Regions from separate parts of the Homo sapiens genome. Here region 2 is linked to region 1. A link is a loop called in an ENCODE intact Hi-C map of the cell type or tissue named here. Cell type or tissue: heart right ventricle. All regions are shown on one strand. Region 1 overlaps PACS2 (phosphofurin acidic cluster sorting protein 2). Region 2 overlaps MTA1 (metastasis associated 1).

The links. A loop is a pair of places that touch in the nucleus more often than their neighbours do. Peaks named below come from ENCODE experiments on the same cell type or tissue, not always from the same donor. Only the 100,000 strongest peaks of a DNase experiment are listed, where the experiment ranks them.
Region 2: a loop joins it to region 1, with 4 times the contacts of the local background. A loop is called at or near these places in 42 of 110 quality-filtered maps.

Annotation. Positions count from the first base shown.
Region 1 is chr14:105,368,068-105,373,067 of GRCh38, forward strand. It overlaps PACS2 (phosphofurin acidic cluster sorting protein 2), which reads left to right. Exons shown (of 25, transcript NM_001100913.3): 6 at 7-80; 7 at 392-472; 8 at 1,774-1,833. Among named protein-coding and RNA genes, the nearest start is that of TEX22, 28 kb to the right of the region's middle. RefSeq lists a silencer at 2,853-3,056 and an enhancer at 3,035-3,104. In heart right ventricle, a CTCF peak has its summit at 2,912 (motif pointing right); a DNase peak (open chromatin) is centred at 2,914.
Region 2 is chr14:105,445,694-105,450,693 of GRCh38, forward strand. It overlaps MTA1 (metastasis associated 1), which reads left to right. Exons shown (of 21, transcript NM_004689.4): 4 at 3,666-3,716; 5 at 4,365-4,491; 6 at 4,568-4,631. Among named protein-coding and RNA genes, the nearest start is that of CRIP2, 27 kb to the right of the region's middle. RefSeq lists a silencer at 3,193-3,332. In heart right ventricle, CTCF peaks have their summits at 3,110 (motif pointing right) and 3,314; a DNase peak (open chromatin) is centred at 3,118; H3K4me3 peaks cover 556 bases; H3K27ac peaks cover 1,469 bases.

The DNA of each region.
Region 1 (5,000 bases):
CCGCAGATAACTACTCCGAGGAGGAGTATGAGAGCTTCTCCTCCGAGCAGGAGGCCAGTGACGACGCCGTGCAGGGGCAGGTGACCTGGGGCCGGGGCTCCGCGCCCTCTCCTGGCTCACACCGGGTGTCCTGGGGTCTGTGGGGTCCTCACCAGCTGTCACCAGGGCCTCGTGAGGGTGGGTGAGCCACGGGCCTGGCCCCTGGTTGGCCGCCCATCTCTCGTCTCCCGACCCCAGGGGCCCGAGTTTATGCTCAGGTGGCTCTGAGAGTCTTGGGACACAGGTGGGCTCTCAGTGCCGGGCCTCTCCCATCGCCCACGCTGAGGCTGGCAGGGTCCTGCCAGCACTATGCAGGCTGCCGTGGCCTCAGCCACTGCATATGTCTCTGCAGGACTTGGACGAGGACGACTTTGACGTGGGGAAGCCGAAGAAGCAGCGGAGATCGATTGTAAGAACGACGTCCATGACCAGGGTTGGTGGAGACTGCTTCTATGAATGCTGGGGAAGGCGAGGGTCGGGGAGGACGCTGGGAGCCTGGGCGTGGGGGGGACACGGGCGTGGGAAGTGAGATCTCACCCCAGGTCACAGCAGCATGTCCCGTGGCAGACCCCCTGATTGCCAGTCTCCTGCCGGGTGCCACTGTCTCCCCTGCCTCGCCACATCTCCTGGCTTTAGCCTTGTGTGGCCGCTAGGCTCAGTGGGCCCTGAGCAAGGCTGGGAGGCTGCCTCGCTGCCAGGCTCACTCCATGTGCAGAAACTCCGGGAGGCCATCCTCCCTTTTGTCCCGTCAGGTGCCCACATACACCTGAGTGGGCTGGTTCCCCCATTTTTGTTTGGGATCTGGCCTACCTACCTCCACGGTCCCCAGGAGCTTGGCAGGGCTGTTCAGCATTTTTTCCCTGAGGAAAGCTCAGGCAGCTCTTTCCTCAGAGGCCGTGTCCGGCACTGGCACAGAGGGTCCACCGCCTGGCGCCTGGACACCCCAAGGACAGGCACGGTTCCAGGGAGGCCAGCGCAGGTGGGCGGGGAGCTCTGTGCCTGGTGCTGACAAGGGACATGGGCACAGCCCAGCCCGGACACCGCCGCCTCCTCTGGCAGCATTCAAGGGGGCGCTGTGGGCAGACGGTGCCAGGGACGGGCAAGCTGCTCCCAAAGTGGTGAAGCTGTGTCTTGCTGGCCTGGAGAGCAGCCCCCGCTGTGCAGAACACCAGCTTGAGCCTCCATTCCAGGGCCCCCTTGGGCCCAACTGTTGTGAAGGGAGGGCGTGGGCTGCCTTTGTAGGGTTGGTCCCCGAGAGGGTGGCTGAGGGTCCCGCTCACCCAGTGGCTGGAGCCGAGGTTCTGCAGTCCAGGGTGGCACGAGGCACCCACGGGGCTCAGGCTCTTGGAGCACGCCCCACCCCACACTCGCCCACCTGCCCACCCCACGTGGGTGCCCAGCACCTTCCTTCTGGGGTCGGCCAGGGCCTTTCCTGGGAGGGGGTGCTGAGGGAAGGGCCCCGTGAGCCTGGGAAGGGCTGCAGAGGCTTCTGGAAGAACCATGGAGTCCGCACACGCCTCCCCGGGTCCCCCTTGGCCAGGAATGGAACTGTCAGACCTCAGGCCTGTTGGGAAGCCTCTGGGAGCCACGAGCGAATCCATCAGCGTGGCTGGTGCTGAGGCCTTGCTGCTCTCCCACGGCGGGCCTGGGTGCGGCCTGGGCCTGAGGAAGGGGCTCCAGCGGCGGGTCTGCAGCTCTGGCGGCGGCTCTGACTCTGCACCGCCTGTCTTGCAGCAACAGAACTTCAAGCAGAAAGTGGTAGCGCTGCTGCGGAGGTTCAAAGTGTCCGACGAGGTGAGTGCGCCGCGCCTTCTGCTCGCGGCCCCCACGCCTGCAACAGCACCTGGTCGGGAGGAGGCCTCTGGGGTCTGTCTCCGGGCCACCTCTGGTTCTGCCGCTCACCGTCTGCACGGCCCCGCCAGCATCGCACAGTCTGCGAGGCGCAGTGACAGTGGCACTGCCTCCCGGGCTCCAGGTCACCCGCTGGGTCTCTGCTGAAGTAGAAGTCGTGAATACCCTGGAAGTCGGAAAGTCATTTTCAGGGGGATGTAACCATTAGTTTGTGTGTTTTTTTTTTTATAAATAGACTTTAGTTTTTAGAGCAGTTTTAGGTTTACAGCAAAATTGAGCAGAAAGTTCAGAGTTCCCATGGACCCCTCCCCACCTGACAGCCCCCCACTATTGACATGGGCCCCCCCTCCCCACCTGACAGCCCCCCACTACTGACATTCCATGGATTTTTAATGTTCATCTTTTAGCTTTTCTCTAATCTCTGAATTTTCTACAATGAGCTTGTATAATTTTCATACCGAAAAGAAAAACATGGCTGGGCTCAGTGGCTCATGCCTGTAATCCCAGCACTTTGGGAGGCCAAGGCAGGCAGATCACTTGGGCCCAGGAGTTTGAGACCAGCCTGGGCAACATAGTGAAACCCCATCTCTACAATAAAATACAAAAATTAGCTGTGGGTGGTGGTGTGCACCTGTAGTCCCAGCTACTTGGGAGGAAACCTAGTAGGCCAAGGCTGCAGTGAGTGGAGATTGAGCCACTGCACTTCAGCCTGGGCAACAGAGCGAGACCCTGTCTCAAAAGAAAAAACTTCAAATCTCGGCTCACTGCAACCTCTGCCTCCCAGGTTCAACAGGGTTTCACCCTGTTGGCCAGGCTGGTCTTGAACTCCTGGCCTCAAGTGATCTGCCTGCCTCTGCCTCCCAAAGTGGTGGGATTACAGGCGTGAGCCACCGCGCCCAGCCTTTGTTGTTTCTTTAACGTCAGAAGAAAAACGTGCCTGGGTTCAGGACCTGAAGTGGAGAGGTGGCGTTTAAGCGTCTCAGCCTTGAAGCAGGGTTGTCACCCGTCGGCCTGAGAGCACACTGCCTGTAGATGGCGCTGTGTCCTAACATACTCGGGATGCATCCAGCTCAGCCCCTGGGGCACACACTCAGCGAGGCTGTCAGGTCCATGTGCCGAAACAGGTGCTTTGTGGCCCGGTGGGGCAGGCAGCATTTCTGGGAACAGCGTAACATCACCAACTGGCCGCAGAGGAAGGGCAGCTCCGCCACTGGGATGGTCATCGGGCCCCTGTGTCTTTTGGTTTGCATCTTGGATTGGAACATTCCCAAGTGCAGCTGAAGATGGGACTTAGCCAAGTCGGCTCCCTGGCCTGGGGCTTCCTTGAGCCCTGCTGAGCGCCTGTGGGTTCAGGGGTGGGTGTTCTTGGTTGAATCTTGACCGTGGGGTTCTGCACTCACCTGGGCAACTGAACTGAGTCCCAGAATGCATTTCACTTACACAGATTATGGTTCTGAGACTCACAACCCAAACTGTGAAAAGATGGGCCAACGTCACAGACGCTGTTCAGGGAGAGGACATCGTTTTCATAGGGATAATTGCACAGCGTTGTGTGAAATTCATGCAGGTCAACACAGTACTTTAATGGAGTGATGGGATCTCTTTCCGTATTTTCCACCCATCACTCCCTTTCCTGAAAAGACCAGACCATCTCCGCCACAGCTCTGAACCTGTGTCTTGGCCACTAGGAGTGCCACACCTGGCACTGCCCCCTGCCCAGGACTTCACAGCAACCCTCAGGGGGCAGGAGATGCACAGTGAGACGAGGTCACCGCCTGGATTACAGCCATCTGAGATTGTTCATGCTGCTATAACAAAATACTTTAGACTGGGAAATTAATAAACAACCAAAGTGTATTTCTCGCAGTTCCGGAGGCTGTGAGTCCAAGATCAAGGTGCCAGTAGACTCGGTGTCTTGAGGGCCCGTTTCCCATAGAGGGCACCTTCTGTGTGTTGTGTGGTGAGAGGGCCTGACAAGCTCCCTCAAGCCTCCCTCATCAGGGCCCTGAGCCTATTCAGCGGGCAGAGCTCTCGGGCCCTAACCACCTGTTAGAGGCCCCACTTCCTAATTCTAGCACCTTGGTGGTCAGGTTTCAGTGTAGGAATTTTGGGGGTACAAACGTTCACAGCCCCCAGGCTGACCACAGAGCACTGGCATCCAGGCTGCCCTGTGCCCAGGTGCCACACAGTGGGTCTGGTGAGGAGGAGAGCAGGGCTCTGCTTGGGACCCATCCTGTGAGGAGGAACCAGAGTGAAGTCTGTTCCTTACAGCCCTCAGCTTCAGCTCACAGCGAAAGCGTCCGCTGAGGGCTGCCTTCTGAATTTTTCATTGTAAAAGGTGGCACACCTGGATAGTCAGTTGATTTTCAACAAGGGTGCCAAGTTCATTGGAGAAAATATCTTTTCGCAAAAAAACTGAGGCTTGACAATGCACACCATGTGCAGAATTCAGCTTGACTGGATCATATTCCTAAATGTAAAAGCCTAAAATTTAAATTACCTAGATTCTAAGCCTTAAAAAATATGAACTTAAATCCTGCACTAATGCCACTGAACTGTACACCTAAAAATAGATAAAATGGTAAATATTATGTTTTATATATTTTTAACACAATAAAAAAAGTAGAAATTTGCTTTCTGAAAGGTACTGTTAAAAGAATGAAAAGATGGCCAGGTGCGGTGGCTCACGCCTGTAATCCCAGCACTTTGGGAGGCCGAGGCAGTACGAGGTCAGGAGATCGAGACCATCCTGGCTAACATGGTGAAACCCCATCTCTACTAAAAATACAAAAAAATTAGCTGGGCGTGGTGGCAGGCGACTGTAGTCCCAGCTACTTGGGAGGCAGAGGCAGGAGAATGATGTGAAACCAGGAGGCAGAGCTTGCAGTAAGCCAAGATGGGGCCACTGCACTCCAGCCTGGGTGACAGAGCGAGACTCCGTCTCAAAAAAAAAAGAAAAAAGCCACAGGTTGACAGAAAATATTTGCAAATAACATACCTGGTAAAGATTTGTATCCAATAGATATATTAAAAACTTTCAAAACCCAATAAGAAAAGCAACCTGATTTTTAAAATGAGTAAGACTCATACAGTGAAACTATGAAACATTT
Region 2 (5,000 bases), 78 kb after region 1:
CTCGGGGGCTGGGTGAATGAAGTCCTCGCACGCCCCCCGGAGTGGTCTGTCTCTCACTGGCATCCTCTGCAAGCTTGTCATGGTGTGGCTGGGTGTGGGCATCATTGATCGAGGCTTCTTTTTCCCTTCTATGATGACTTCTGGAGACTTTCCAGGCTGGTGGGACCCTGCTGCCTGCACTTGCCAATGTCTCTCTCTTTTTAATTTTGCGGAGAGGCTTCTGTTGGGATTCTGAGTAGTGTTTTCAGGAAAGCAGTCCTCTCCTTATTCTTTACGATTCAAACCCAAGTTTAGTAACCTGGCTGGGAGGGGCTGCTGTGGCCAGCACAGCGTGTGGGAGGAAGCCACTGGCTGCATGGGAATGCCCTCAGCCTTGGGGACCCAGCTTCTCCCCCGGGAACAGGTGCTCGCAGGTGGTGGAGTCTCCTGTGCCGGGGGATGTTGACTTCAGAGCCAGGAGCCAGAGGCACCCCCACGCCCTCCACATGCTACTGACACAGGGCCTGCCGAGCTGGGCCCCACCTGCACCAGACACAGTGTGGTACCCCACTGAGGCCCTTCATGTGTCGGTGGGGGCAGGCATGAGGGGCATTTTTGGCTTCCACTCTGACACATCACCTGGGGTGGGATCTGAGCCCAGGCTGAGGCTGTGGTCTGTAGGGTGACATTTCCCAGTAGGTGAGGCATGTGACTGCCCGGGTACCCGTGTCGCTGGGGTGGGCCAAGGTCCCACCTGTAACCTCCCACGACCCCTAATGGGGTGAGGTCCAGGGACTGTGGGTTTGCGGTGGGTCGGGTGGGAGGACCCTCGCATCTTCTGCCCCGTCCCAGCGCTGTGGGTGAGGGGCAGGAAGTCAGCCCAGGCAACCTCCCCCTGCTCTGGGAGGGGCTTAGGGACAGGACAGACCATCCTGCCACCGATGCCTTGTTCCTGAGCCTTTGCTGGGAGTCGGCCAGGGCAGGCGCTTGTGGAAGGAAGGTGTCCCTTAACCCCACTGCCTTGCCCACCGGACAGCTGGGACCTTTCCTCAGCAACCAGTGGATGCGGACGTGAGCTGCCCTGGGTCAGTGCAGCTGGGCCGGGCCCCCGAGCCTGGGTCCACTCTGGACACTGGGCTGTGGGGCCTGTGGCTGGCCCAAAGGGAGCTGCCAGTTGACCATGGGCTTTCTCTGGCTTTGTGAGGAACTGGACCTCCTAGCTCTCTGCTCAGAGGAGGGGAGCGTTCAAGGTGGGGCATGGTGATCCTTGACCTCTGACCCCAAAGCCTGTGTACTCCACTGCTGCACTCGGCGGGCTCCAGGCACCAAGGAGGAGAGCTGGGGATGTTGAAGGTCCACAGGCTACACATTCTGGAGGGGTGTTTGGTGTGGCCCTTGGCCCTGCAGGTGCTGGGTGCCAGTCAGCAGCACGGCTGGCGGTTCTTAGTGTTGGAGGCTGGCCTATGTCGACTCTGCAGGGCTGGCCCGCTGGAGAAGCAGTGGTGGGGAGCGGCCTGGCTCGCTGGAGAAGCAGTGGTGGGGAGCGGGCTGGCCCGCTGGAGAAGCAGTGCCCAGGCTGAGCGGCCGCAGTGTGGCCCTGCCAGTCTGTGTGGCCTGGGGAGTCAGGCGCCACCGTTGAGTTGGGCATGTTTATGGCTGGCCCAGGGTGGATCCTGTCTCTGTCCTCTGGCACCTGGGGGCACAGTGTCCCTGCTCCAGAGAGCCTGTATCAGTGGTTTAGTGGTTTTTGAGGGTACTGTGGCCCCCTTGGCTGAGGTTCTGCTCTCAGACGCCCCAGAGGATGGCCTTTTGCTGGAAGAGCCCCAGAAGGGGACTCCAGACATAACGTGATTAGAGGTATCAGAGGGCAGGTTTTCCAGAAGGGCCTCGTTGGGGCTGATAGGACTGGGTGGAGAGCAGTGTCCCAGCTCGAGCACTGGCCCCCCCAGGTACACAGCACAGCCCCTTTGGACGGTGCTCCCTGGAAAGCTGCGTGGCGGCCCCTCTGCAGGGCGTTCCTATGAACTGAGAGCCCAGCTGCAGGGAGCAGGCGTCATGGGTGATGGGTCTGCCGCTGGTCCAGGGACTCAGAGCGCGGCCCCACTCTTGCCTGGCGGCTGGGCCTTGCGGTGATTCTGCAGGGCCCACACCCCCCGGGGTTGTGTCAATCTCCGTTTCTCCTGCTTCTCTGTGAGCTCATGGCAGCCAGGGTGAGGCCCCCAGCTGATCCCAGGGACAGGTGTGAGGACACTCTGGGAGGCCTCTGGCTCTCCCACGTCACTGCCTCCACCCAGCCCCTGCTGGGGCGTCCAGCCCACAGTGCAGGCCTCAGGGTGGAGGGTAGACACCCGCCAGGCTGCACTGTGGCCCCTGTGGCAGAGAAGCCCTCCCCCCGGCAGGGCTGTGAGCATGAAGCCTTTCTCAGGACAGAATGACAGGGAGAGGGGAACGTCCCTCCTCAGAGGAGGGCGTGGGGGCCCTGGAGACCACAGCCAAGAGTGGGAGTGAGGGCACAGCCTGGGCCTCACGCTTAGGGGTGTATCCAGGGTCTGAGGGAGGGTTCAGAGTGTGAGGGGTGCAGGGTACACTAGCCAGCCCCACCTCCTGCCTGGGTGTTTCTGCCTGTTGAGGGTCTTCTGAGGAGCTGTAGGCCCACCTCGCCCGCATCTCCGACAGGCTGCACCACAGAGCCCTGTTCTGCTGACCGGGACGCTGGTGAAATGGGAGTTTCGGAGCCGCTGTGGGCTCCTGTCCAGGCTGGGTCAGTGCTCGGATGGGGCCTGGCATAGGGCGGGCGTGAACAAAAGCCAGCCTCTGGTCTGGGGCTGGTGTGTGGGCCTCTGGGCCCTGGTGATGTCTGAGTTCAGGGTGCAGTTTGCTCGTGGGTCCCCAGAAGTGGGAGCGAGTGAGATGTGTTGGCCTGGGATGAGAGGACTGGGGCTGTCCTGGTCGGCCCTGCCCTGTTCTATGGACCGGGAGGAGGTGAGGCTCAGCCGCCAGACACCCCAGGCTTTTGAGGCCCAGATAGGGCCGGCCCAGAACAGGCCCAGCATGGCTGCTCCCAGCCTCAGTCTTAGCTGTTGGCGCCTGGGAGGGCCCAGAGGAGCCAGGACTTCCTGCAGGCACCACAAGGGGGCCGCAGAGAGCGAGCAGCCCGGCTGGCTGTGGTCCCATCTGGGGACCTTGGGCTCAGAGAGCCGGCAGGGCGCTGAGCGGGATGAGTGGCCCACTGGCGGCCGGTGCTGAGCGTGCGAGGGGCGGTGGGGAGCACCACTGCACGCCCCCATTTTGGGTGTTATAAGAACCCTACTTGGGTTCCTAGCACAGGGCAGGAATCCCCATGCTGCTGGCCGGTGCCCGGCCCCGGTCTCATCTGGACAGCCTGTTCTGGGAAGCCCCAGTGGAGTGGGGGCAGGGGTGGCCTCTGGACAGGGGCCCTCCACAGCCAGGCTTGTCTGGGCTCTTCCCAAAGAGGCTTGGCACTGGGTGGATGGGCAGCCAGAGTGGGGGGACGTCGAGGCCCAGATGATCTTCAACCGGGTGGTCTTCACGCCCCACCGGGAGGCCTGCGGCCCCCGTTCTGCCCTGCCCCCTGGCGGCACAGCCCTCGGTCCGGGCCCTGGGCAGGGAGCAGGCCGCCACCCTGTGCTGACCGTGCTGCCGGGTGCTGTCTGTCTGTTATATAGCCCTGTCAGTCTGCTATAAGGCCGGACCGGGGGCGGACAACGGCGAGGAAGGTAAGAGCCGGCCTCCGCAAGGAGGGCGTCCTCCTGTCTGTGTCCCTGGGCTGGGGGCGGCAGCGCCGCTGAGGGACAGAGTTTGGGCGGGCCGCCTGCATGCCTGTGCCCTGCGCCCGGCCGGCCCGGCTGAGGAGGGGCCCTCCCTTGTGTCCGGCCCACGGCCCAGGCTTGGTGCGGCCCCGGCCTGAGGGTGACCTGCTGGTGTGGGAGGTCTGTGGTGGGCTGTATGGGGCTGTCTGGCCACGAGATGGGGACGGACAGAGGGCGGCTGCCCCTCGCCCTCCTGGCCTGGGCTCTTGGCAGCCGCCGACTCCCCCGCTCCTCTTGCTCTTGCCTGCTGCTTCTGGGGCTGGCCCGGACCTTGTTCTCCCTCCTCCTTCCATCTTCATGCCCTGGGGAGTCTGGGCCTTTAGGGTGCCTGGACTTAAAGGGCACGTGGGCACCAGAGTGTCTGCAGGGGTACCTGCCAAGGAGCCGCCGGGCCGCCATAGGGTGGGGCAGTGGGACAGTGTCCGGCAGCAGGAGGAGGCACGCCTCCCAGGACTGGGCCTCCTGCGTGCTGGCGCCAGGTGGGGCTGGTGGGGTGGGCCTTGGTCTGGCAGTGTGCGTCTGCCGCGGTGCTGACAGGGGCTCCTTGTCCTTCAGGGGAAATAGAAGAGGAAATGGAGAACCCGGAAATGGTGGACCTGCCCGAGAAACTAAAGCACCAGCTGCGGCATCGGGAGCTGTTCCTCTCCCGGCAGCTGGAGTCTCTGCCCGCCACGCACATCAGGTAGCCCCCAGCAGCTCCCGCCCTGGGCCCCTCGGGCTGCCCTCGCCTTTCCAGCCTGCCCGTCCTTCTCTTCCAGGGGCAAGTGCAGCGTCACCCTGCTCAACGAGACCGAGTCGCTCAAGTCCTACCTGGAGCGGGAGGTGAGGCCCAGCCCGGCCTGGTCTGCCGCAGCCAGTCCCGGGCCACTGTTTCCTCTACCTATGACCTCTGCTGGCCTGGGCGGCGGAGACGATTTTCCCTCCTCCCTCTAGGCCCAGGCTGTTCTGGGGGGAAGCGGGGATTGCGTCCTGACTGTCACTTCCAGGTGTCCTGGTGTGTGGCCGCCCCCACCCTACGCGTCCAGAGTTGTGGGCCAGGAGCTTGGAGCTCTTTCCTCTTGCCACTGCCACCCAGACAGCCAGCGAGGGGAGGTCCCCCTGGGGAGGGTGTGGCTGAGGCAGGTGGGGGCAGGGGCCACCTGAGTCTTCGCAGGAGTCTTGGCTGGTCTCTCCTGGGCGGTGGGCAGAGTC